Regions from separate parts of the Homo sapiens genome. Here all the other regions are linked to region 1. Evidence: chromatin loops called from intact Hi-C (ENCODE). Cell type or tissue: natural killer cell. All regions are shown on one strand.

Evidence for each region. A loop is a pair of places that touch in the nucleus more often than their neighbours do. Peaks named below come from ENCODE experiments on the same cell type or tissue, not always from the same donor. Only the 100,000 strongest peaks of a DNase experiment are listed, where the experiment ranks them.
Region 2: it touches region 1 in a loop (5-fold over the local background); 4 of 110 quality-filtered maps call a loop at or near these places.
Region 3: a loop joins it to region 1, with 2.9 times the contacts of the local background. A loop is called at or near these places in 2 of 110 quality-filtered maps.

Annotation. Positions count from the first base shown.
Region 1 is chr7:2,979,890-2,987,889 of GRCh38, forward strand. All of the region lies in intron 1 of CARD11 (caspase recruitment domain family member 11), which reads right to left. Among named protein-coding and RNA genes, the nearest start is that of CARD11-AS1, 40 kb to the left of the region's middle. RefSeq lists enhancers at 1-309, 305-394, 310-1,039. In natural killer cell, no CTCF peak of the experiment used is centred here; DNase peaks (open chromatin) are centred at 1,012 and 3,122; H3K4me3 peaks cover 985 bases; H3K27ac peaks cover 5,880 bases.
Region 2 is chr7:2,900,161-2,908,160 of GRCh38, forward strand. CARD11 (caspase recruitment domain family member 11) reads right to left here. Exons shown (of 25, transcript NM_032415.7): 25 at 5,982-6,682. The coding sequence ends at 6,478. Among named protein-coding and RNA genes, the nearest start is that of CARD11-AS1, 40 kb to the right of the region's middle. RefSeq lists a silencer at 574-823. In natural killer cell, no CTCF peak of the experiment used is centred here; a DNase peak (open chromatin) is centred at 3,031; H3K27ac peaks cover 1,537 bases.
Region 3 is chr7:3,103,308-3,111,307 of GRCh38, forward strand. All of the region lies in intron 1 of LOC105375130 (a long non-coding RNA gene), which reads right to left. Among named protein-coding and RNA genes, the nearest start is that of CARD11, 63 kb to the left of the region's middle. In natural killer cell, no CTCF peak of the experiment used is centred here; DNase peaks (open chromatin) are centred at 454 and 3,354; H3K27ac peaks cover 5,529 bases.

The DNA.
Region 1 (8,000 bases):
CCCGGTGGACACCAGCGAGCCACAGCCTCATTTCTTAGCATTTGCAATCTCAAGAGATCCCAGAGGAACCGTCTGGAAGGTGCTTGCGGGGTTGAGGGGTGGGGAACACGAACCCTTCCCAGACCTGGGGAGGGCCAGGCTGCAAGGCCCCACGTTTTGGAAACAGACCCTGTACACACTTCCTCTCCACCCAGCTGGGGGCCACGGGCAACTCAGGCCTTGAGACACACTCTGCGCACTGAGCCCCACTCCCCGGCCCCTGGCACTGTCCCAGTCAGAAGAAAATAAGACCCAGTGCCACATGACAACGGGAGCATCCTGGCCTGTGTGGGTCACCGGGCATGTATGGAGAGCGTCTACGGGCTGGATCCATGGAGCTCTGTGCAATCCAAGCCACGGCATGAGACAGTCGCCCCAGCACCTGCTGCTGAGACTCCACATCTGGTTTAGGAAATTAGGAGATGCAAAGAGGTGTGCATGAAGCCATGAAAACACATGGGCACGGACAGGACAAGGGGGCCAGGTGCTGGGGAGAGGGGGTCCCATGGCAGCCCCCCAGGGACAGGGCTTCACCAGCGCTGCACCCGCGGGCCTCAGTCACGGGACCGGCCAGTTGGGAAACGTACTCACGCGGTTGTGAGCCAGCTGGGTCCTGGGGGTTCCTCGTGTTCCTCTCAAATTCTCTCTCCTCCTGTTGATTCCCCAGAAAACACCAAGGCTGTGGGAGAGCAGCCACCTCCCCCGGAAGCCTACACCGACGCCCCACTCAGATGCTGCCTCTATTTTTAGCGGGGGCAGAAGTGGGGACTGGGGGTGGGCTGCCTTACTTCCCTCTTTTTTTTTTTTTGTTCCGAGCAGAATCTGTGGGTGACTTTCCATTCATGGGAGTGGGGAGGCTCGGAGAGCAGAAAGGGACCCAGGCCGTGCAGGGCAGGCAGAAACTGCAGGGAACAGGGTGCGTCTGTCATCAGGGCCAGGAGGGCGGTGGGGCAGGGAGGCAAGGGCAGGAACCCGGCGTCGTCAGTCACTGTTCGCACCTCTGCTCTGCTCTCACCGCTGGGCCCCGGGCCACGCCAGACCTCACCCAGGGGACCTCTCTGGCCTCCTCTGCCTCTGAATTCCACAGAGGAGGAAGACTGGCCAGCAGAAGTGCGGGGCCTTGGACATTCCAGGGAACACTCTTCTATGAGCGTGCATCCCATGATGCATACCCTTTTCCCCTCTGTCTCTTTGAAGTTTGTTAGTGGGTGTGGAGCCCAAAGTACTTTGGACTGGAACATCATGGCTGGAACATCGTGTCTTTACCAGAGAATGGAGGGCAACCAGAGTTGTGGGAATGAATGGAGGCAATGCATGAACACCGCCCACCCCAGCGACCTGTGGATGCAGGCGATCAATTCCTTCCCCAAAGCTGTCAACGTCCCCTCCGCTCCTATACAAGCAAACACCAGTTTCTCGGCCATTGCTTCCTGGCCCTGGCCCTGTGTGCAACAGCACCCAAGTCTACTATCTTAGCAGGCTTCCTCCCTATTTCCCAGCCTATACCAATCACAAGAATACTCGCTGTTTCCCTTCTTTTCTTCCAAAAAGTTGAGGTGTAATCAGTGAGCTGCATGGGTCTTCAGTACACAGTTCGATGAGTTAGGAAGATGCCCACGCAACCAAGATCTCAGTCGTGATACAGAGCATGGTGACCCCCACTAAGAAGTTCTCCAGGGCCCTTTCCATCCCCCTGTGGCCCCCAAAGGCAACCGCTCCTGTGATTTCCATCAGCTTTGCCTTTGCTTGAACCTTAGGAGAGTAGAATAATGTGTTGTTCTACTCAGACGTCCCCTCCTTGGGTCTCCAGGAAGCTCTGGGCACCGCAGCTGTGTACTCCATGCAATGGTTAATTTTCTGTGTCAACTTGACTGGGCTAAGGGATGCCCAGATAGCTGGTAAAACATTTCTGGGTGTGTTGTTGAGGTTGTTTCTCAGCATTGGAATCAGAGGACTGGGTCAATAAGACCCGTCCTCCTCATTGTGGAAGGGTGCCATCCAATCTGCCGAGGACCCCTGATAGAACAGAAAGTCGGAGGAGGGAAGAATTTGCCATTTTGAGCTAGGGCATCCATCTTCTTTAGGGTCTGGCTGCTTTCACGCAGCGTGTGAGGCTGGTGTCAGTCACGCATTCCTGTTTGTCACTGGGCAGTATTCCATCGAAAATGTCCCACATTTTCCTGACTTGTGTATCTTTCGCTGGACATGTGGGTTGTTTCCTGTTTGCCTGGGACCTTCCTGTACAGATCTTCATGTGGACGTGCTGTCATTTCTTTTGAGTAAACGCCCTGGAGTAGGACTGTCTGGGGGAGGAAGACACGGTGCCCCCAGCCAGGGCCGCCATGGAGAATTGGGGGAGCAGCAGGGACTGACCATGATCTCCTCACACCTCCGCTCTCTGATCATTCCAGCGCTAGCACTTTCTGGGAAGGCTGGGAAGCTCACTGATTACACCTCAAGTTTTTGGAAGAAACGAAGGGGAACAGCAAGTATTCTTGTGATCGATGTAGGCTGGGAAATAGGGAGGAAGCCGGCTACGATAGTAGATTTGGGTGCTGTTGCACAGGGAAAGGAAGCAACGGCTGAGAAACTAGTGTTCACTTGCATAGGAGCGGAGTGGACGTTGACCTCATCCTTCCCGGCTTAGGCGGGAGAGACAGTGATGATGATATCGGGAGGCCTGAAACCCACCAAAAAGAGTCAGAAGGAAGCTGATTCAATATGGGACTGGCAATTTCAGGGGGAAAAGATGTCAACACCTTCAAAGGTGGGGCCAGACCCCCTGGAGGTAAAAGTCCCTTCCAATTGGATTCTTAAACACACCCCATCGGAGAGACCAAAACATGGCTGGTGGAATTCAGGCTTGATTCCCATTTCCCCGGGAGAGGGTGAAAAGGTTCCTACTGGGCTGCTCCAGGGAGCACGCCAAGGATCACCAGCGCCATGGGGCAGAAGAAGCTGAGTCCCCCCATGAGCAGCACGGAAAAGAGGGGGTCACCTGAGGCCACAGAGGAGAGGGACTCCTTGGAGGAGGCAGCAGTAACTAAGTCACACACATAAAGGAAGTGGCATCTGAGAGCTTCCGGCACGCACGCCCAGGGAGGTGGGAGCCTAAGCTTGTGGGTGAGGAGTGATTTTTCTAGTATGACAAGAAACATAAAATACAAAACAGGTGGTTCTGCCAATAAGTCAGCCCCAGAGGAGCCTGGTGACCCTGGAAATGGGGCCGACCTGATGTGGACTTAGGGGCTTTGGGGTTTGAGCCCCAGCCTGGACTCCTGAGCTTCAACAAGGGGGCTGGGAGGCAGCCCTCTTTCCCTTTTTTTTTTTTTGAGACGGAATCTTACTGTGTTGTCCAGGCTAGAGTGCAGTGGTACAATCTCGGCTCACTGCAACCTCTGCCTCTTGGGTTCAAGCAATTTCTCCCACCTCAGCCTCCTGAGTAGCTGAGATGACAGGCGTGCACCACCACGCTCAGCTAATTTTTGTATTTTTAGTAGAGACGGGGTTTCACCATGTTGGCCAGGCTGGTCTCGAACTCCCAACCTCAGGTGATCCACCCGTCTCGGCCTCCCAAAGTGCTGGGATAACAGGCGTGAGCCACCGCACCTGGCCAGGAGGCTTCTTTCCTGATGCTGCTCCTCCAGTGGAGCCAGGTCTGTCCTTCTGAGGCCCCCAAAGCAGTTCAGGCCTAGGCCTGTGCAAGCACTCAGGATCCCACCTCCTCCCTGGCACTATTTGTTTTCTTTATCTCCGCCTTGAAGCTGTAGTTCCAAACAGGCAGGCCCTTGACTGCTGATTCAGCTGCCGGAGCCAAAACTCATAAAATCCTATTTCAAAAAGGTCCAATGATTTTCTTTTCTGATCATAAATATGAAATTTAATTAGCAGCCTGCTGCTAATGAAGTCACCGTGGAAGCCAGCCTGGAGAGGCGGAGGGAACGTGAACACCTGCAGGCAACAGAACCTACTGCCTGATTAACCCTTCCTCTCCTGCTGCCCCTCACTGGGCCCTTTCTAGGGCCCCATGGGCCCCGCTGCAGAGGGGCAGCCTCTGGCCTGGAAGGACAAGGAGGGACTGCTCGTTCAGGCAGAGTTGGAGGTGGCTCAGATGTCGCTTCCTTGGGTCTCCAGGAAGCTCTGGGCACAGCAGCGGGGTACTCGATGTGCTGGTTAATTTTATGTGTCCACCTGATTGGGCTAAGGGATGTCCAGATAGCTGGTAAAACATCTGGGTGTGTCAGTGAGGATGTTTGTGGAGGAGCTCAGCATTTGAATCAGTAGACTGAGTTAAGAAGATCCGCCCTCCCCAACGTGGTTGGGTGCCATCCCATCTGTCCAGGGCCCCTGATAGAACAAACAGTCAGAGGAAGGAAAAATTCTCGTTTGAGCTGGGACATCTGTCTTCTCCTGTCCTCTGACACTGGAGCTCTTGGTTCTGGGCCTTCAAACTCTGGGACTGACACCATGGACTCCCTTGTTTTCGGACCTTCAAACTGGGACTGAATTATATACTAGCTTTCTTTCTTTTTCTCTCTCCGTTTTTCTTTCTCTTTCCTTCTTTCTTTCTCTCTCCCTCCCTCCCTCCCTCCCTCCCTCCCTCCCTCCCTTCCCTCCCTCCCTTCCTTCCTTTCTTCTTTTCTGAGACAGGGTCTTGCTCTGTTGCCAAGGCTGGAGTGCAGTGTCATGATCATGGCCCACTGCAGCCTTGAACTCCTGGACTCAAGTTATTCATCTGCCTCAGCCTCCCGAGTAGCTGGGACTACAGGTGTGCATCACCATGCTTGGCTAAGTTTTTAAATTTTTTTTAGAGATGGGGACTCCCTATGTTGCTCAGGCTGGTCTTGAATTCCTAGGCTCAAGTGATCCTCCTGCCTTGGCCTCTGGAAGTGTTGGAACTATAGGTGGGAGCCACCACGCCCGGCCGTGGCTTCTGTGATTCTCCAGCTTGCATAGAGCATGTCATGGGGCTTCTTGGCCTCCATAGTCATGTAATCCAATTCCCATAATTAAATCCCCTTTTATATATGTCTCTATGTATCCTACTGTTTCCATGTCTCTGACTAATACACTGTGCTGCAGATCAGAGACCCAGCTTCTGTCTTCTCTTTAAAACCCTCTGGTAGGCTGGGCCCGGTAGCTGACACCTGTAGTCTCAGCAATTTGGGAGGCTGAGGTAGGAGGATCACTTGAGCCCGAGAGTTCGAGACCAGCCTGGGATAGTCAGACCTCTCTACAAAAGATTTTATAACATTAGCCAGGCATGGTGGTGTGCCCCTGTGGTCCCAGCTACTCGGGAGGCTAAGGTGGGAGGATCACTTGAGCCCAGGAGTTCAAGAAGCGGTGAGCCATAATCGTGTCACTGCACTCCAGCCTGGGTGACAGAGCGAGACCCTGTCTTTAATAATAATAATAATAAAACCCTCTGATGGAACATTGTCCACAGCAAAAGGGAGGCACTGGGAATAATACACAGCTCGGCATAGGAGCTTAAGGGAAGGCCACCGGAGCTCAGAAAGTGCCCAGGGCCTCTGCTCAATGCTGTGCGTGAGCTGGGGGCACACAGCATAGTCCATTCTGCCTTACAACGGACTGGATGGTGCGGAGTCCTTCTCGCCACCAGCCAGCCTTCCTGGTAGTGACTTCCAGATACCTTCTGCCCACAACCCAAAAAGATCAGAGGAACCCTATAGTTCCTCCTTCATACTCCACAGAACACATGAAACCCAGGACCACCCTATTCCTCCCACTACTCCTGGCTTCATTTTCTCCTCCTATAATGCAGGAATAATAATGCCCATAGTTTGCAGGATTTTAGGGATGATTCAACAAATGTCTAAAGAACATGCCTGGCATACAGGAGGAGCTCCATAAATGGGAGACTTTATAATCATCATCTTGCATGAGTTTATGAGTTAAATCCCCAATCCAGAACTCACTACTATCTGAAGTCCTACGGAGGAGACACGGACTATTTCAAACATGATTCAGGAAGCTGAAGTGAGAATGTGACCATTAATTTCCCAAACATGTTCGGAAAAACCCAATCCATCTGGTCGGTGCCGACATCACGCTAATATCTACTCAAGCGTGTCCGTGTGTGGAACACAGGGTCTGCAGTCCCAGCGTGTGTGGATCGTGTGGGGATGTGTCATTTCCCTGCACACAGGTCACGCCTGTGCAGACAGCCTGCATGGGCACTGCACACAGGACCTGGTACACAGACCCCTCCCTGCAAAATGCAAATACTCATCAGAAGTGAGAAGGAGCCGTGCTCCCCCCGATAGAGCCTGCAACGTAAAACTTTAGATTTAGTCTGTGGTCAAGGCACACAGGATTATATTCTAGTAAAAAGTTTATGACAGAAGGTAATAGAGTTTTTGAGGGATTTTTTTTCTCGCCGGATTTTTTTTTTTTAAACAGAAGCGTATTGCAATTCTGCAGGTATTTGGGTCCCAGCTCCTGAACGAGTAGGAACAGCTCAGGTTTTGCTCCCTGCACCTCTGCAGGGAACCCTCCTAGGGTCATGGCTGAGGTTGTTGGGATGCTGGAGCCGGAACCCCTCAGGTATCACGGTCAGCACCAACAGGTGCAGCTGGCTTCCAGGATTAAATGTTACCGGTAAGCTGAGTTTGTGTAAATCAAACTCTCTTCTCCCCATTGACTGGATTTAGAGCTGACTCCTCACCTATGCAACTGCCCTCCACAGCCCCTGCTCACAGCCTCAAATTCCTCACTCAAAGTGTCGCCCATCGGCCGCAGCGTCAGCAGGTGCTTCACCTGCCGCATTTTGAGCCTCACCTCAGCCCTTCGGAACGGAGCCTGCGGTTTAACAGGCTCCCCAGGTGACGCTCACACACACTGATAAACGCCGCTCCAACTCACCCCTCCCTGTGCGCAGAGACGTGGGTCCCCGACTCTTGGTTCACTCCCTGCCTGACCCCTCCCCGTGCGCAGAGATGTGGGTCACCGACTGCCGGTTCACTCCCTGCCTGAGTCTTTCAGGACTTTGGTTTGAAGCACTATAGAATTCGTCCATGTAACTAAAAACCACTAGTACCCCAAAAGTGATAGAAAATTTTAAAAAATCTGTTAAAAAAACCCCAAACAAGTTAAATATTTAAAAATCAGATAATATTTCATATAAGTTTTTTCAGTGCACTTGAAGTCTTCTTTGGGGACAGGGTGCCTAGTGAATCCGACCCTCCACAAATCCCACCTCATGGCCAACCTTGGTCCACTGCAACCTCCGCCTCCCAGGTTCACATGATTCTCGTGCCTCAGCCGCCTGAGCAGCTGGGATTACAGGCACCCACCACCATGCCTGGCTATTTTTTAAAGAACTGAGCACTTCAATGAAAAGGCAGAGGTGATCGGGGTGGATTAAAGAGGATTCAATTCTATGCCGTCGATAACAGGCACACTTGAAACATAAAGATGTAGAGAAGGTAACAGTAAAAAGATGGAAACGCTATTCATAAAAACTGAAATGGCAATATTAATATCAGAAGAGTAGACTTCAGGAAGAGGTGTATTACCAGGGATAAAGAGGGACATTTCATAATGAAAACAGAGTCAATTCATCAAGAAGATACAATCTTAAATGTGTATGCACCAGTTCTAAAGCTTCAAAACACGTGAGGCCAAAAGAAAGAAAACTGAAAGGAGAATTGGACAAAATCTACAATGATGGTTGTTGATTTCAACAGTCTTTTTCACTAATTGTTCGAGCCAATAGATAAAAATGAAGGCTATAGAAGATTTGAATAATAGTATCAACCAACTTGACCTAATTAATGTTTAAAACACTACAATTAACAGCTGCAGAATACATACTCTTTTTTTTTTTTGGGACTGAGTGTCACACTGTCGCTCGGGCTGGAGTGCAGTGGCACCATCTTGGCTCACTGCAACCTCCGCCTCCCAGGTTCAAGCGATTCTCCTGCCTCAGCCTCCTGAGT
Region 2 (8,000 bases), 80 kb before region 1:
ATGAAGCAGTCACTCCCATTCCTCTCTCCCTGACGCCTGGTAACTGCTAATCTTTTTTTTTTTTTGCCTCTAGGGATTTGCCTATTCTGGACATTTCATATAAATGAAATCCTACAATATTTGTCTTTTTGTGGCTGGCTTGTTTCACTGAGCATAGTGTTTTCAAGGTTCATCTAGGTTGCCATGCGTATCAGCATTTCGTTCCCCCCCTTTTTTTTTTTTTTGAGACAGGGTCTTACTCGGTTGCTCAGGCTGGAGTGCAGTGACACAATTAAAGCTCACTGCAGCCTCGAGCTCCCGGGCTCAAGCGATCCTCCTGCCTCAGCATCCCAGGTAGCTGGAACTATAGGTGTGCATCCCCAAACCCAGCTAGATTTTTTTTGTTTTTTATTATTTTTATTTTTTTTGAGACGGAGTCTTGTTCTATCACCCAGGCTGGAGAGCAATGGCACGATCTCGGCTCACTGCAACCTCCGCCTCCTAGGTTCAAGCCATTCTCCTGCCTCAGCCTCCTGAGTAGCTAGGATTACAGGCACATGCCATCACACCGAGCTAATTTTTGTATTTTTAGTGGAGACAGGGTTTCACCATATTGGCCAGGTTGGTTTCAAACTCCTGACCTCAGGTGGTCTGCTTGCCTCAGCCTCCCAAAGTAAGTGCTGGGATTACACGCATGAGCCACCATGCACAGCCTGTTTTTTTTTTTTTTGTTTGTTTGTTTGTTTGAGATGGAGTCTCACTCTGTCGCCCAGGCTGGAGTGCAGTGGCGCAATCTCGACGCACTGCAAGCTCCGCCTCCTGGGTTCACGCCATTCTCCTGCCTCAGCCTCCAGAGTAGCTGGGACTACAGGCGCCCGCCACCACGCCCAGCTAATTTTTTGTATTTTTAGTAGAGATGGGGTTTCACCGTGTTGGCCAGGATGGTCTCGATCTCCTGACCTTGTGATCCACCCACCTCGGCCTCCCAAAGTGCTGGGATTACAGGCATGAGCCACCGTGTCCGGCCCTGTTTCTTATTTTTAGTAAAGATGGGGTCTTGTTATGTTACCCAGGCTGGTCTCGAATGCCTGGGCTCAAGCCATCTCCCATCTTGGCTTCCCAAAGTGTTGGGCTTACAGGCATAAGCCACCATGCCCAGCCTCATTCCTTTTCATGGCTGAGCAATATTCCATTGTGTGGATGGACTATATTTTGCGTATCCATTCACCACTTGATGGACACTTGGCTGGCTTCCACCTTCTGGCTGTTGTGAACAGTGCCGCTGTGAATGTGTGTGTACAGTTGCCTGTACAGATGGAGAGGAGAGGAGAGGGGAGAGACAGTGCCCGTGTTACCTGGGTTTCTGGCTGAGTGACTGAGTTAAGGGTGGGCTGGGGAGGAGAGGGGCAGGTTTGGGAGTAACAAGGTGAGTGGGTTTTAGGCCTGTGTGGACTGGATTAGTGTCCCTCACAGGATGGGGGGGTGGGGATCAGTCTGTATCTTGTAGAGGTGGTGGGGTCCCAGCACCAAGCGTCTCCCCAGACTCTCCCGGGGAAGAACCACCGTGGTTCACAAACCACATGCACTACTCTGCAGTAAAGAACAGCGGCCCTGGGACCAGGTTCCCAGAGCTTAGGGTGTAACCGAGACAGGTGAGTCCACCATCCACACTGACCCCTGCCCCTATGGTTGGACAGGCCGAAATGGAAACGTCCCAGGCCAGCGCCGCCAGCCTGCTGTGGCCATCACGAAGCCCCGTCTGTGTGCGTGCACCCTCCGGGGAGGGCCGTGGGGCTCCCTCCAAGGAAATCAGTGCATGGCCCCTCTTGGGGGACTATCTTGCAGAGAAGAACTGTTCAAAATGATGCTCAACAGTGATTCCCTGGAAATGACGGCTGTCTACCAACAAGGACTGGTGACGGAAGGACAGGCCAGCACCGGCAGAGCACCACATGGCTGTCAAAAGGAATGCGAGAGGCCGTGCGGTGGCTCACTCCTGGAATCCCAGCACTTTGGGAGTCCGAGATGGGACCATCTCTTGAGGTCAGGAGTTCCAGGCCAGCCTGGGCAATGTAGTGAGACCTCGTCTCTACAAAGAATGTTTAAAAATTAGCTGAGCATGGTGATGCATGCCTGTAGTCCCAGCTACTAGGGAGGATGAGGCTGGAGGATTGAGCCCAGAAGGTTGAGGCTGTAAGTGGGCCATATTCATACCACTGCACTCCAGCCTGGATGCTAGCTTAAGAGATATGCCTACCTTGGCCTTCCAAACTGCTGGGATTCCAGGTGTGAACCCCCACACCCAGCCTGTGATGGCTTTTGAGAACAGCATGGTGGCATGATGCCAGGGCTCAAAGACATCTCACTCCTGCATTCACCCCCTCCCCAAAGCAGCCCCCTTCCTGGGTTGGGTGAGAAAACCAGCGTTTCTCAGAATTGTGACCTGGTTAGGTAGAAGCCCAGGGCCAGCGGGCCGACACTACCAGCGGGTGAGCAGACCGACTCTTCCAAGAGAGGAAATCCTGTAATCCCAGCACAGTAGCTGGGACTACAGGCATGAATCACCATGCTCAGCTAATTTTTAAATATTCTTTGTAGAAACAAGGTCTCACTACGTTGCCCAGGCTGGTCTGGAACTCCTGACCTCAAGTGATCCCAGCACTTTGGGAGGCCGAGGCAGGCAGATCAACTGAGGTCAGGAGTTCGATACCAGCCTGGCCAACATGGTGAAACCCTGTCTCTATTAAAAATACAAAAATTAGCCGGGAGTGGTGGTGGTGCACACCAGTAGTCCCAGCTACTCAGGAGGCTGAGGCACAAGAATCATTTGAACCTGGGAGGTGGAGGTTGCAGTGAGCCAAGATCGTGCCACTGCACTCCAGCCTGGGTGACAGAGTGAGACTCTGTCTCAAAAAAAGAAAAAAAAAAAACAAAAACGAAAACCAAAAACAAAACAAAAGCAAAAACAAATGCAACCAAACAAAAAACCACAAACAAGAGAGGAAATTCACATCCTCTCAGTGTGGTCATTATGTCACCCAGCCACCCAGCCCCCAGCCAGCCACTGCCTGGGACACCAACCACTTCCTTGGTCCCTAGAAGAGCAGAGGGGACACACGACCAAAGGCCCTGGGACCCCAAACAGCACCTCAGAAATGGAAAATCCAGCCCCGAGCTTACAGTTGCAAATCAGCAGACCTGGGTGAAGTTCCAGCTTACCAGCTGTGTGACCTTGGTCAAGTCACTTAACCTCTCTGAGCCTCAATTTTCACCTGTATAACATGGAGAAGAGTTTGGGGATAAGTAAAATAACATTTACAAGGTGCTCAGCACAGAGGAGGAGCTCAAAAAACATTTGCTCATATTTGCCAAATCCCAGAGCAATAGTTCTTTATCTTTTTGGGATTGCAACACCCTTTGGGAATCTGAGAAAGGCTGGACTTTCTCCCCAGAAAAGTGTGTGTCTACACATACGACACAATTTCCAGTGCTCGCCTCTCACAGTGGCTCTGGGCTGCGTGGCTGGTGCCCATGGTGTGAACCAAGCATCGTTGTGGCATTGTCGGCTTGGCACAGGCATCCAGAGCCTCGGGCTCCAGGCTTTGCTGTACGGGGAGCTTCCCTGAGCCCTGGGCTGGCTCTGCAGTCAAAACTCAGCTTGCAGGCCCTTGTGCAATACTTGGACTTGCAGGCAGACGGTGCAAAGAGCTCCGTGCCTCCCTCCCCGGCCTCCCAGACCCCACTCGGCTCACCAGGCAGACACAGGGGTTGCTGGCAGCTGAACAGGCAGGACCTGGGGGCTGAAGCCGATGATGCTGGAGGTCTCCTTGGAAATCCTCATGTGGACCCGTCCCCGGGGTGCCAACCCCACTCCCCTGCTGCCTTCACCATTTCATCAGAGAAGGGAAGGGAAGAGGGAACCTCATTCCAGCCCTCGGCCCCTGCCTCCTCTCACCCGCTTATTAGCAATTATCCACCCCACAGCCCTGCACTCTCGATCCTGGTTAAAATCACTCGGGCAAGGCAAGGGGGAAAAGAAACCCCACCACAGATTCTTTTCAGATATCTTTCCCTACGCACAGCTTATCTCCACCCCACTTGTCCTCCCAAATGACATGCAAGCCACCTGTTTGCTTATTCTGCTCAGCCACCCGAGAGTTCTGAAGTCAAACAAATGATATAAATCACTCAGCTGGCTTTTTGTCCGAGACTCCTTCCCGGTCACGTCTGTCCACTCAGCACGGAGCGCTTTACGAGGAAGCACAGCTTCCAGGCCGAAACACGAAGCCCTCGGCTTGGGGGAGGTTTACATTTTAACTTAAGGCTTTCACAAGATGGAAGCTGCAGGCCTTCCGGCCCTAGCATGGCCTCGTGTGGTGGTTTATTTGGCCCTAAATAACGGCAGCTGCACCTAGGAGTCACGGCCTCTCTACACCCAGCACGTCTAGCTTGTTTCTGGGGGCTGTCTTGGAAAAAGCAGCATTGCTCATGGGCTCTTGGAGGGAGACACTGTTTTTCAAGGTGTCACACTCCCTGGCAGACCCGGAGCTGGTGGTGCAGAGATGGATTGTGAGGGAGGAGGCAAGAACAAGGCATCCTCCTAGGACCCCCATGCATTCACTCCCACCTCCTGGAGATTTCTGCTGCTAATTTGTCTTCTGTAGGTCAAAATGCCAGAAAATGCTACAGGCCACACAGTATTTTCTTTTTTTGGAAGAGATCTTTATTAATAGAGTGCTTTTATTAATAATTCATACCTTGTCTAAGCGGTAAAAACCCAGCAGAGGATTAACCCATGCCCATGGTATTTGAAACTATAAAGAATAAAGTTTTCTCCTGTATTTGTTAGGAATTGCTCTTGGCTGCAAGTAACAGAGAACTGAAATAACAGTCATTTAACACAAGACACAAATTTCTTTCTGTCTCATGTAAAAGAAACCCAAGCAGCAGTCCTGGGCCCCCAAGTATCATCAGTGACTGTGGCTCCTTCTTTCTTTCTGATCTGCCATCCTCCAAGTGGGGTTTCCACCCTCACAGTCACCTCAAGATGCAAGAACACTGCTGGTGCTCCAGCCATTGCGTCTGCATCCGCAGCAGAAAACTGGAGGAAGCGCCATTTGTCTCTCCCCCAAACTTCCCCTTACATTTCCCTAATTGCAAGGGAGGCTGGGATATATGGTCTTTGAGCTGTGCATGTAGATTCCCAGGATGAGTCAGGATTCTCTTAGGAAGGAAGGGGAATCTGGGTATTAGGTTGTTAGTGAGCAGTTGCTCCCACAGTTCCCACATTCAGACAGACCCGGGTTTGAATCCGAGCCTGCCACCCAGTAGCTTCCTGCACATGCAGTGTGGTGCCCCGTGAGGGTGCAACCTGGCCTGGTTTGGCTGTGCCTGTCAGGTCCACACTCGGCAAATTTGCGTCAAGGGGGTGAAGGAGAAGAATGGTTCTAGAACTCCTAGGACTTTTGCTACCTGCTGGGGAGCGGGCGTGGCTTTCCTGCACCCCTCAAGCTCCTGGGAAGTGGGGTATGAACCCCCCAGAGGGCTGTACCTCACGTGCTTGCTCCTGACCTGCAGGAGGAAGCGGGGCTGCCCTTTAGGGACATTGAATGTGGGGCAGGGGCAGTTATGTGCAGAGAAGAGCTGAGTGACGGGGGCCTGGCCTCAGGGCTGGAGTTACGGGGCAGGCCAGACACAGACTGCAAGGGCTCCCCAGGGTCAGTGAGAGGATGGGCCCTTCTCAGGGTGACAAGATAATTTATTGATCTTCCAAATCAGGATGCATTTGAGTCCATAGGGTGCGATTAGCAAGTATTACCCTAAGCCCAGGGGTAAATCAGGCCTGTCCTGGGACCCTGGGGTGTGTGGTCACCCCACCTTCACCCTACCCAGGAACATGGGGCCTGAGTCTCCAGCTAAGCTCACTGGGCATGGTTTTCAGGTTAGGAAGGCGGCAAGGGCTCAAGGCCTGGCAAGCTGTTCACAAACAAAGGGTCGAAACAAAGAAATAATAATACATTTTAATGCAAGAGAAATCATAGCCTGGTACACACCCCTTCCCCGATCTGTCCTGCCTGGGGATGTGTTTATGGTGAGTGTGTCCCCAGGACTGGTAGTCACCTGGCTGTCCGGGTCCCCGCCCTACTGGCGGCAGCATGCCTGTCCCCAGCATTACATTCAACTGCTGCTCTGGCTCTCGAGAGGCCGGCTGGCCTCGGGCCTCCGGCTTGGCGTTCTTTGCTCCCCTGTCTCCCTGCTAAGGCCAGCAGGGCCAAACTGCTAGGCCAGGTCAGCCAGGGCTGGGGGAATGGGCTGTACCCTGCTCCTCCCCAGGCACGACTGTCCCCCCGGGGCTCCATCACCGGGTGGGGCGGAGCGTCTGCTGGGGCAGCTCTGTGGGCCACAGGATCCCCCCGCACCCACTGCATCTCTCTGCCCAGGGTGCCTGCCTCATAGGATGCCCCGCGCCACAGAGTCTCTCTGCCCAGGGCGCCCGCCTCACAGCTGGTCCTCGTCCACCCAGATGGTCTTGCGCTGCTCCTCGCCGATCTTGTCCTTGACAACGCGGAGCAGCTCCTCTACGCTGCCCCACATGTCAGGTTCCACCGTGGCGTACAGGCACGGCAGGGCCTCCAGCTCCTTCTCCTTCAGCCGGCACACGCGCAGGAACTCCTCCTCCGTCTCAGGTCGGGGCAGCAGCTTTCTGGGAGGAGACACGCAGGGGCTGTGGGGAGGCTGCAAGGCCGTGGCGCTGGTGTGGCACCACCTGTCCGGCCACCCCTGACTGCCGTGGTCCCCACCCCTTCCCTGCCTTGCTTCTCCCTATAGCGTCCGTGCCTCTTAACGCTAGGGACCGTGCCCCTTCATGCTGTTCATCGGAAATTCCAAATACATCCTTATTGATTGATTGATTGATTGAGATGGAGTCTTGCTCTGTTGCCCAGGCTTGAGTGCAGTGGCACTTTCTTGGCTCACTGCAACCTCCACCTCCCGGGTTCAAGTGATTCTCCTGCCTCAGCCTCCTGAGTAGCTGGGACTACAGGCATATGCTATCATGCCTGGCTAATTTTTATATTTTTAGTAGAGATGGGGTTTCACCCTGTTGGCCAGGCTGGTCTTGAACTCTCGACCTCAAATGACCTGCCTGCCTTGGCCTCCCAAGGTGCTGGGATTATGGGCGTGAGCCACCGCTCCCGGCCACATCCTTTTTATTTTTAATTGTGCTAAGGTACGCATAAAATAAAATCAACCATGTTACCTATTCTTTAAGTGAGTAATTCAGTAGCATGAGGTATATTCACACCGCTGTGCAACCAATCTCCAGAACTTTCTCAACTTCCCAAACTGCAACTCTGGGCCCATTAAATACTCACTCCCCATCTTCCCTCCGGCAGCCCCTGAGAACCACCCTTCTACTTGCTGTCTCTAGGAATCTGACTGCTCTAGAGACCTCACAGAAGCGGAATCACATACAGCATGTGTGTTTTTGTAACTGGCTTATTTAACTGAGAATGACACCCTCAAGGTTCATCCATGTTGGAGTGGGTGTGAGAATCTCCTTCCTTTTCAAGGCTGAATAATACTCCACTCTATGGGCCGGGTGCGGTGGCTCAGGCCTGTAATCCCAGCACTCTGGGAGGCCGAGGCAGGAGGATCACTTGAAGTCAGGAGTTCGAGACCAGCTGGCCAACATGGTGAAACCCAATCTCTAGTAAAAATACACAAATTAGCCAGGCATGGTGGTGGGCACCTGTAATCCCAGCTACTCGGGAGGCTGAGGTAGGAGAATCTCTTGAACCTGGGAGGTGGAGGCTGCAGTGAGCCGAGATCGTGCCACTGCACTTCAGCCTGGGTGACAGAGTGAGACTCCGTCTCAAAAAAAAAAAAATACTCCATACAGTATTTTTGTTGTGATACACACTGCACCATAAACACATTCCCAGGCAGGACAGATCAGGGAAGGGGGTATGTACCATGCTAGTATTTCTCATGCATTAAATGTATTATTGTTTCTTTGTTTC
Region 3 (8,000 bases), 120 kb after region 1:
ATTTATTTATTTATTTTTGCGAATTTAGTTTTTTTTTTTTTTTTTTTTTTTTTTTTGAGATGAGGTTTTGCTCTCTTGCCCAGGATGGAGTGCAGTGGCATGAACTCATCTCCTTGTAGCCTCCATCTCCTGGGCTCAAGTGATTCTCCTGCCTCAGCCTCCCGAGTAGCTGGGACCACAGGCAGGCATTATCACATGCAGAGATTTTTTTTTTTTTTTTTTTTTTTTTGTAGAGACAGGGGTCTCACTCTGTTGCTCTGGCAGGTCTTGAACTCCTGGGTTGAAATGATCTTCCCACCTCGGCCTCCCAAAGTGCTGGGATTACAGGCATGAGCCAGCATGCCTGTAAACTGGCTGCATTTACTCACGCACTATTGTCCCATGGCAGGGTACTGGTGGGTGCACAGAAAAATGAAACTGTTGTCACTGTGGTTGCTCTGATGTCACTGGAGACTGTGAGAACCACACAATAAGGGCAGCTCATGTTGCATTCAAACGCGTCAAGGCAGGTGCGTCACCCCAGGCTCTGAGCACACACCTCATTTCATCCCGAGCCAACACTGCTCCCATTTGACAGATGAGGACGTTGAGGCCTAAAGTGGAAAATTATAGCCAGCAAGTCTGACTCCAAAGCCCGTGTGCCCACATGGCCTTTCTGTCCCATTGCTGGAAGAAGCCGCTGAAGGCACCATGTGTATCTTTTTCCCTAAGGATTTTCTTGTTGCTTTTAAAGGGATGGTAAAAGTGAACAGCTTGAGTTCTGTTTCTACCAAGTATGGGTGCTTACTTCCCAATCCCTGTTTTTGACTTCTGCTTTTTGGATTCCTTCTGAGCTGTTCATAGAAATGGGAACATTATGTACTCTTAACTTCCAAGTCGAGCCCAGTCAGATTGGTGCATCCAGAAACCTAACATCACCCAGCGTCATCTGAAGAACCTGCAACTTTTGAGTTTTTGGAACTGAAAGCAGACTAGGAGCTGTGCAGAGCTAATGGCCTCCTGCAGAAGCCGAACGACTTTGTTACATTAGGTGTCTCCACACCCTGACCCCAATCCCTCACCCTTCTCCTCTAGTACCCCTGTGTCTTCCCCATCTCCAGGATTTACTGTGTTGATTGGATGTTTCAAAGCCTTGCGGAGTGGCTACCCCATCCCAGGACTTAGCTGTACAGCAGTGAGCAGGAGACACAAAGCTGGCCTCTGGGAACTCACAGGTCCAAGCGAAGATAAAAGCCCCATAAGAAGTGGTGAGATGGAACAGAGACCCTGGCACTAGAGGAAGTGACCTTTCTACTGAGTCCTGAAAAGTGGCAAGGAGAAGACCAGGGTAGCGGCCCGGCAAAGATGTAGATTTGAGAAAGAGAGGAATTGCTGGGTGCTCTGGAGTCATTCCATAGGGTTGGAGGAGTGGGAAGAAGGAATCCCAGGGAATCAGGAGGATGCTTTGATGGGTCAGGCTAGGGAAATTGAGCAGCCTTTCTCAGCAGGGCAAAGGGGACTCACGGAGGCTTCAAAGCAGGGGAGGACTTGGTTGGATTTGCGTTTTACAAAGACTTTAGAAAGATGTCTCTTCCATTATTAACAGGCCACTCCATGCCAGCCTCTTGTGAAGGGCCTGTCCAATGCATCAGCCCCCAGGTGCTCAGGCTCAAACTCAGGGTTCATCTTTCCTTCCTGTCTCCTCTCCCTCTGCAAGTGCAATTCAGGGAATTAGCAAGTCCTGAGACCTCACCTTAAAATTTCATCCCCATCCTGGTCTGCTTCTCCCCACCCCACACCAATGCCTTTTCAATTCCTGTGGCAGCCTCCTCCCTATCTACCTGCCTTCATGTGTCCGCCCTCCGCTCCTCCCACTGCAGCCCATGGGCCTCCTAACATGAACATCCATCCCTTTGCTCCCCTGCAGGAAGCCCCGCCCTGATCTCCTGCTGCTCCCGGGATGAAGCCCAAGCCCCTTCTCTGGCCCCAGGGGTCTGTGTGGCCTGGCTTCTGCCCACCCCAAGCCACATTTTCCTGCCCACTCCACCCGACCTTCCCACTCTGGCCACCGGAGCCTCCATTTCTCCAGTGGCCATGCCCTTCCCTGCCCTCCTGACCTGGCACATCTGTTTGTTTTGTTTTTTGAGAGAGTCTCACCCTGTTGCCCAGGCTGGAGTGCAGTGGCATGATCTCAGCTCACTGCAACGTCTGCATCCCAGGTTCAAGCGATTCTCGTGTCTCAGCCTCCTGAGCAGCTGGGATTACAGGTGTGTGCCACCACGTCCAGGTTTTTTTTTTTTTTTAGTAGAGACAGGGTTTTGCCATGTTGCCCAGACTGGTCTCAAACTCCTGAGCTCAAGCAATCTGCCCAACTCAGCCTCCCAAAGTACTAGGATTACAGGTGTGAGCCACCACACCCAGCCACTTTTTGTTTCTCTTTTGAAATGGAGTCTTACTCTGTCACTCAGGCTGGAGTGCAGTGGCAGGATCTTGGCTCACTGCAAACTACGATTCCTAGGCTCAAGTGATTCTCATGCTCAGCCTCCCGAAAATAACACTCACTTGACCACTCCCCCATCAAGATGTAGAGTCTAATTCTTTTCCCTTTTAACTTGGCTGGGTCTTAAGGACTTGTAAGCAATAGAATATGATGGAAGTGATGCCATGTGACTCCAAGCCTAGATCAACAGAGGCCATGCAGTGCCCACCTGATTTCTTGGAATGCACACTCTCAGGACACCCATCTCAGTACCCCTGCTGGGCTCTCAGCCACCATATTGTGAGGAAGCCCAAGCCACATGGAGGGGTCAGTCTTCAAGACTTTCCAGCCCAGGGGCCAGACATGAGGAGAGAAACCTCTCAATGATTCCAACCCTAGGCATTTAAGCCACCTCAAATCACCTCCCCAGCTGAACCCCCATACTTCAGGGAGAGAGACAAGCCATCCCTGCTGTGCTCTGTCCAAATTTCTGGCCCACACAGTCTCTGAGCATATACAATTATTTTATATCCTTATGTTTGGGGGTGGTTTCTTACATACCAGTAGATAACTGTAACAGCTGGCTATGAAATACCCATTCCCCACATTCCCTCTCCCTTGCTAAAAGGTTTTGTTTGAGGTGGCCATGTGCCTAGCTAAATACTGGCTCTCCCAACCTGTCTTGCAGCTGGGGTGGCCCTGGGACACAGTGGAAGTCTCTGAGAAAATGCTTTCTTTCCTGTGAAGAGGGAACAGTGCAGCTTGTACCCTCTGTCCCTCCCTTTTCTGCTTAGAATGAGAACACAGTGGCACAGTGGCTGGAGCTGCAGCCATCACTCTGTGATCTTGAGGGAAATGTGGGTTTCAAAGTTACCAAGTGGCTGATTCAACACAGGGAGCTATGACTCGACCTTTCTGGTTAGGTGAGAAAAATAACCCCCTTTTGGTTTGAGCCTCTGTAGCCAGGATTCTTGTTGATCAGTTCCACGTTTCTCATGTATGCTACACTTGTATTCTCAGAAGCCATCTCCCCACCAGACCACAAGCTCTGTGAGATTAGGGACAGGGTCTGTTGTGTTCACCATCACATGCCCTCACCCTGAGGCTGGTACATTGGAGGTTTTCACGTATTTGTTGAATGCTATCAAATTCTATCAAATGCTATCAAAGGACACTGAAGGTTTTCTAGGTGGTTAGACACAGAGTCTCAGAGACATTTCCAGCCTGACAATTTCATGGATGAGGAATCTCCAGGAGGAAGGGTTGGGTCAGGGTTTCTCAGTCTCATTCTGGCACCTGTTCCCAAGGTCGCCAGGGTCCCTGGAATCCTTACTTCTCTGTGCACTTGGACTGGGTTGAGGTGGAGAAATCGCCTGCCGTTGGAAGCTTCCTCTGCGGCATTTCTTCCCCTGGTATTAACAAATGTTAATTGGAGGCAATGATCACTGGCCTTTCGTGTGCCCTTTAGGCTACCGTAATTCTGTGACTTCACTGCAAAAAAAAAACCAACCTTGTAATTTTACTTGGCCTTACAGAAAAATCCTTAGAGGATGCATTCTAAGACAAGAGGAAGTCCAGACAATTTTTTTTTTCTCTTTTGCTTGTGGGGTTGATTCTGCTCTGCATACAGATTTAGGTCGCACGTGTGAAATCGCGTACTTATTTTAAAATGGAATAAACACGCAGCCGGCTTTTATGGCCATCTTCCCCCACTGCATTTCATTCTGACGTCCTTTGGTTACAAATGACCAGTCACATAGCTGGTCTAACACTCACACTCTTTCCTGTGAAGAGGGAACAGTGTGGCTTGCACCCTCTGTCCCTCCCTTTTCTGCTTAGAATGAGAACCCAGTGACTGGGGCTGCAGCCATCACTCTGTGATCTTGAGGGCTTTTAGGGCTTGGTGTACTTGTGACTTTGTCATAGTCAGTAAAAAGCTACTCATTTACTTTCCTTTGCCTGGTGGCCTCCAAGTTGTCTGTGTGCATTCTTGGGCATAGGTCGGACTACCTTTGGGAGGAACTTAGTTTATAGTTTGAAACAAAGATGATAACAGCCCTTTCCCAAAACAAACCCCCTTCCTGCCTGGGGATGAGAGGGCCTTTGTAGGACTAACAAATTAGCCACAAGATTAGAAATAAGGGTTTAGGAGTCACACAGGCGGAGGCTGCAAGATTCTAAGCCTCCCCAAATTGTTTTTGGGGATAACGTCACTATTGTAAAACCCAAGACCAGCGCTTGAGATACTTTGCAAACCCTGCACTTGATGGATCAGCTGGCACCACCCAGATCGATAGACTGGCTCATCTGGTCTTGTGGGCCCCACCCAGGAACTGACTCAGTGCAGGAAGACAGCTTCAACTCCCTATGATTTAATCTCCTTCCTGACCAGTCAGAACTCCTTATTCACCGGCCCCCTACCCACCAAATTATCCTTAGAAACTCCGATCCCTGAATTCTTGGGGAGACTGATTTAATAATAAAACTCTGGTCTCCCACACAGCTGGCTCTGTGTGAATTACTCTTTCTCTATTGCAATTCCCCTGTCTGGATAAGTTGGCTCTGTCTAGGCAGCAGGCAAGGAGAATCTGTTGGGCACTTATAGCTTTGTGTCCTTGGGCTATGTTCTTAGCCTTCCTGTGACTCATTTTATCCACTGTACACAGGGATGTAACTGAATTGAGGATGAATTTTTTTTTTCTTTGAGGCAGAGTCTTGCTCTGTCACCAGGGCTGGAGGGCAGTGGTGTGATCTCTGCTCACTGCAACCTCCGTCTCCCAGGTTCAAGCGATTCTCCTGCCTCAACCTCCTGAATAGCTGGGATTACAGGCATGTGCCACCATGCCTGGCTTATTTTTGTATTTTTAGTAGAGTCCGGGTTTCACCATGTTGGCCAGACTGGTCTTGAACTCCTGATCTCAGGTGATCCGCCCGTCTCGGCCTCCCAAAGTGCTGGGATTACAGGCAAAAGCCACTGCGCCTGGCCAAGGATGAACTTTGTTAATGCGTGAAAGGCGCTGAGAGCAACACCTGACACGCGTTATATGAAAACAACAAATTCTGGGTGTCTTTGCATCCATCTGAGCAGAGAGACGGCTGTGTCTGGAGCCAGCCCAGGGAGGCAGGAGGCGTTCCCTGACATGACATCTCAACAGTGTCTTCCAGCCTTGATTTCTCCACTTGTAAAATGAAAGAGATCATATACTAGTTAGTGAAACCTTTGGCAATCTCAGATGAAATGTGTGATGAGGATGCAGAGTGTTATTGTAATTCCACGATTACAATCTCTGCAGAGCCGGGAGGCAGGAGGCTGGCGGGATACCACTGCCTACACACATACCTGAGGAGTTTTCTGTGTGTCTGTGAGGTTTCTATTGAAAACAAGATTCACAAAGGGAAAATCACCACCAGTCCTGGCCCCGCATAAAAGATAACAAGGAGAAGATAGAGCCTGAAATACCAGGGAGGTGAGACACAAAGAGTCAGTTAATAAATCCATCGAAAGCCCGTCCCCAAACACTGAAGCCAAATTTCATCTTGGAACACTTTGCATAACAAGCAATTTAAGGTAAGGCGGACCCCCGAGAGCTACAGAACGTTTAAATGATGGGCAAATATTTCTGTTTGGTTGTTAGGAGAAATGACTTTTTGAACTCCAGTCTTTGAGTAAAACATGTTTGACCAGCTATAAACAGATTCAAACTATTTGCTTTTGCGGGGCTCCCATTTCATTTTCATGAGGTTAGAGAGTGGCAGGAGATCACTTCGTGAGACAACAGGTTGTAAAGGTTGAAGCTGGTAGCTACGGTACTGAATTGACTGAAAAATACACCACAACCCACACTGCTGTTGAGCCCATTCCGTTGGATGAGAGGACTTGCAATAGGAGTGCTGGCTTCCATCCCTGTCTGCAGGGGAATGTTGGCACCAGAGATGAACAGTGGGCCGTTGGGAATAGAGAATTGCAATTTTTTAAAGAGATAAGATCTTGCTCTGTTACTCAGGCATTTGAAAATGCTTCTCAAAAGACATCATGAAGATAAGCCACAGAGGCTGTCATCCCAGAACTTTGGGAGGCCAAGGCTGGAGGATGGCCTGTGCTCAGGAGTTCAAGACCAGCCCGGGCAACATAGTGAAACCCCATCTCTACAAAAAATAAAAAAATTATCTGGGGATGGTGGCACATGCCTGTAGTCCCAGCTACTTTGAAGGCTGAGGTAGACGATCGCTTGAGCTCAGGAGTTTGAGACCAGCCTGTGCAACAGAGTGAGACCCCATCTCTACAAAAAATACAAAAATTAGCTGCGTGTGGTGGCACATGCCTGTAGTCCCAGCTACTCCAAAGGTTGCGGTGGGAGGATCGCTTGAGCTCAGGTGGTTGCAGCTACAGTGAGCTGTGATCACACCACTACACTCCAGCCTAGGGGACAGAGTGAGAACCTGTTTCAAAAAAATTAAAATAAGCCACAGAATGGAAAGAATATTGGCAGCACATGTATCTGACAAAGGACTTGTGCAGAATATGTAGAGAACTCCTACAAATTAACCCTGAAGAGAACAACTCCTAAAAAATGAACAGAAGATTTGATCAGGCCCCCTCACAGAAGATCTAAGAATGGCCAATGAATACATAAAAGATTCCCAGCCGGGCATGGTGGCTCACACCTGTAGTCCCAGCACTTTGGGAGGCCAAGGTGGGTGGATCATGAGGTCAGGAGAGTGAGACCATCCTAACACGGTGAAACCTCATCTCTACTAAAAATACAAAAATTAGCCAGGCGTGGTGGTGGGTGCCTGTAATCCCAGCTACTCGGGAGGCTGAGGCAGGAGAATCGCTTGAACCTGGGAGGCAGAGCTTAAAGTGAGCCAAGATCATGCCATTGCACTCCAGCCTGGTGAAAGAGCTAGACTCTGTCTCAAAAAAAAAAAAAAAAAAAAAAAGAAAGATTCCCAATGTCTTGAGTCATCAAGGAAATGAACGTGATCACCATGGTAGACACAGTGGCTAAATTTTAAAAGATCGACAGTCCCAAATGCTGACAAAGATGTGGGGAACATGGACGGCTCCATGCTGCTGTTTGGAACATGGAATGGCACCGTCTCTCTGGAGTGCTGCTGATTACAAAGAGCAACACGTACCTACCCTATGACTCGGCAATTCCCCTTTGGTGTTTAGACAAGAGAAATGAAAACGTACGTTCATAAAATGACATGCACTAGGATATGGATAGCAGCCTTGTTCAGAAGAACCCCAGAGTGAAAAGAGCCCAGATGGATACCATGCATCTGGGTCCATCGTGGTATGTTTATGCAGTGGAATACTATGCAGCAATAAAACTACTGATATGAGTAATGATGTGGATGGTTCTTAAAAACTATACTGAGACTGGGCACGATGGCTCATGCCTGTAATCCCAGCACTTCGGGAGGCTGAGGGAGCAGATCACATGAACCTAGGACTTCAAGACCAGCCTGGGCAACATAGTAAAACCTCATCTCTACAAAAAAAATACAAAAATTAACCAGGCATTGTGGTGCATGC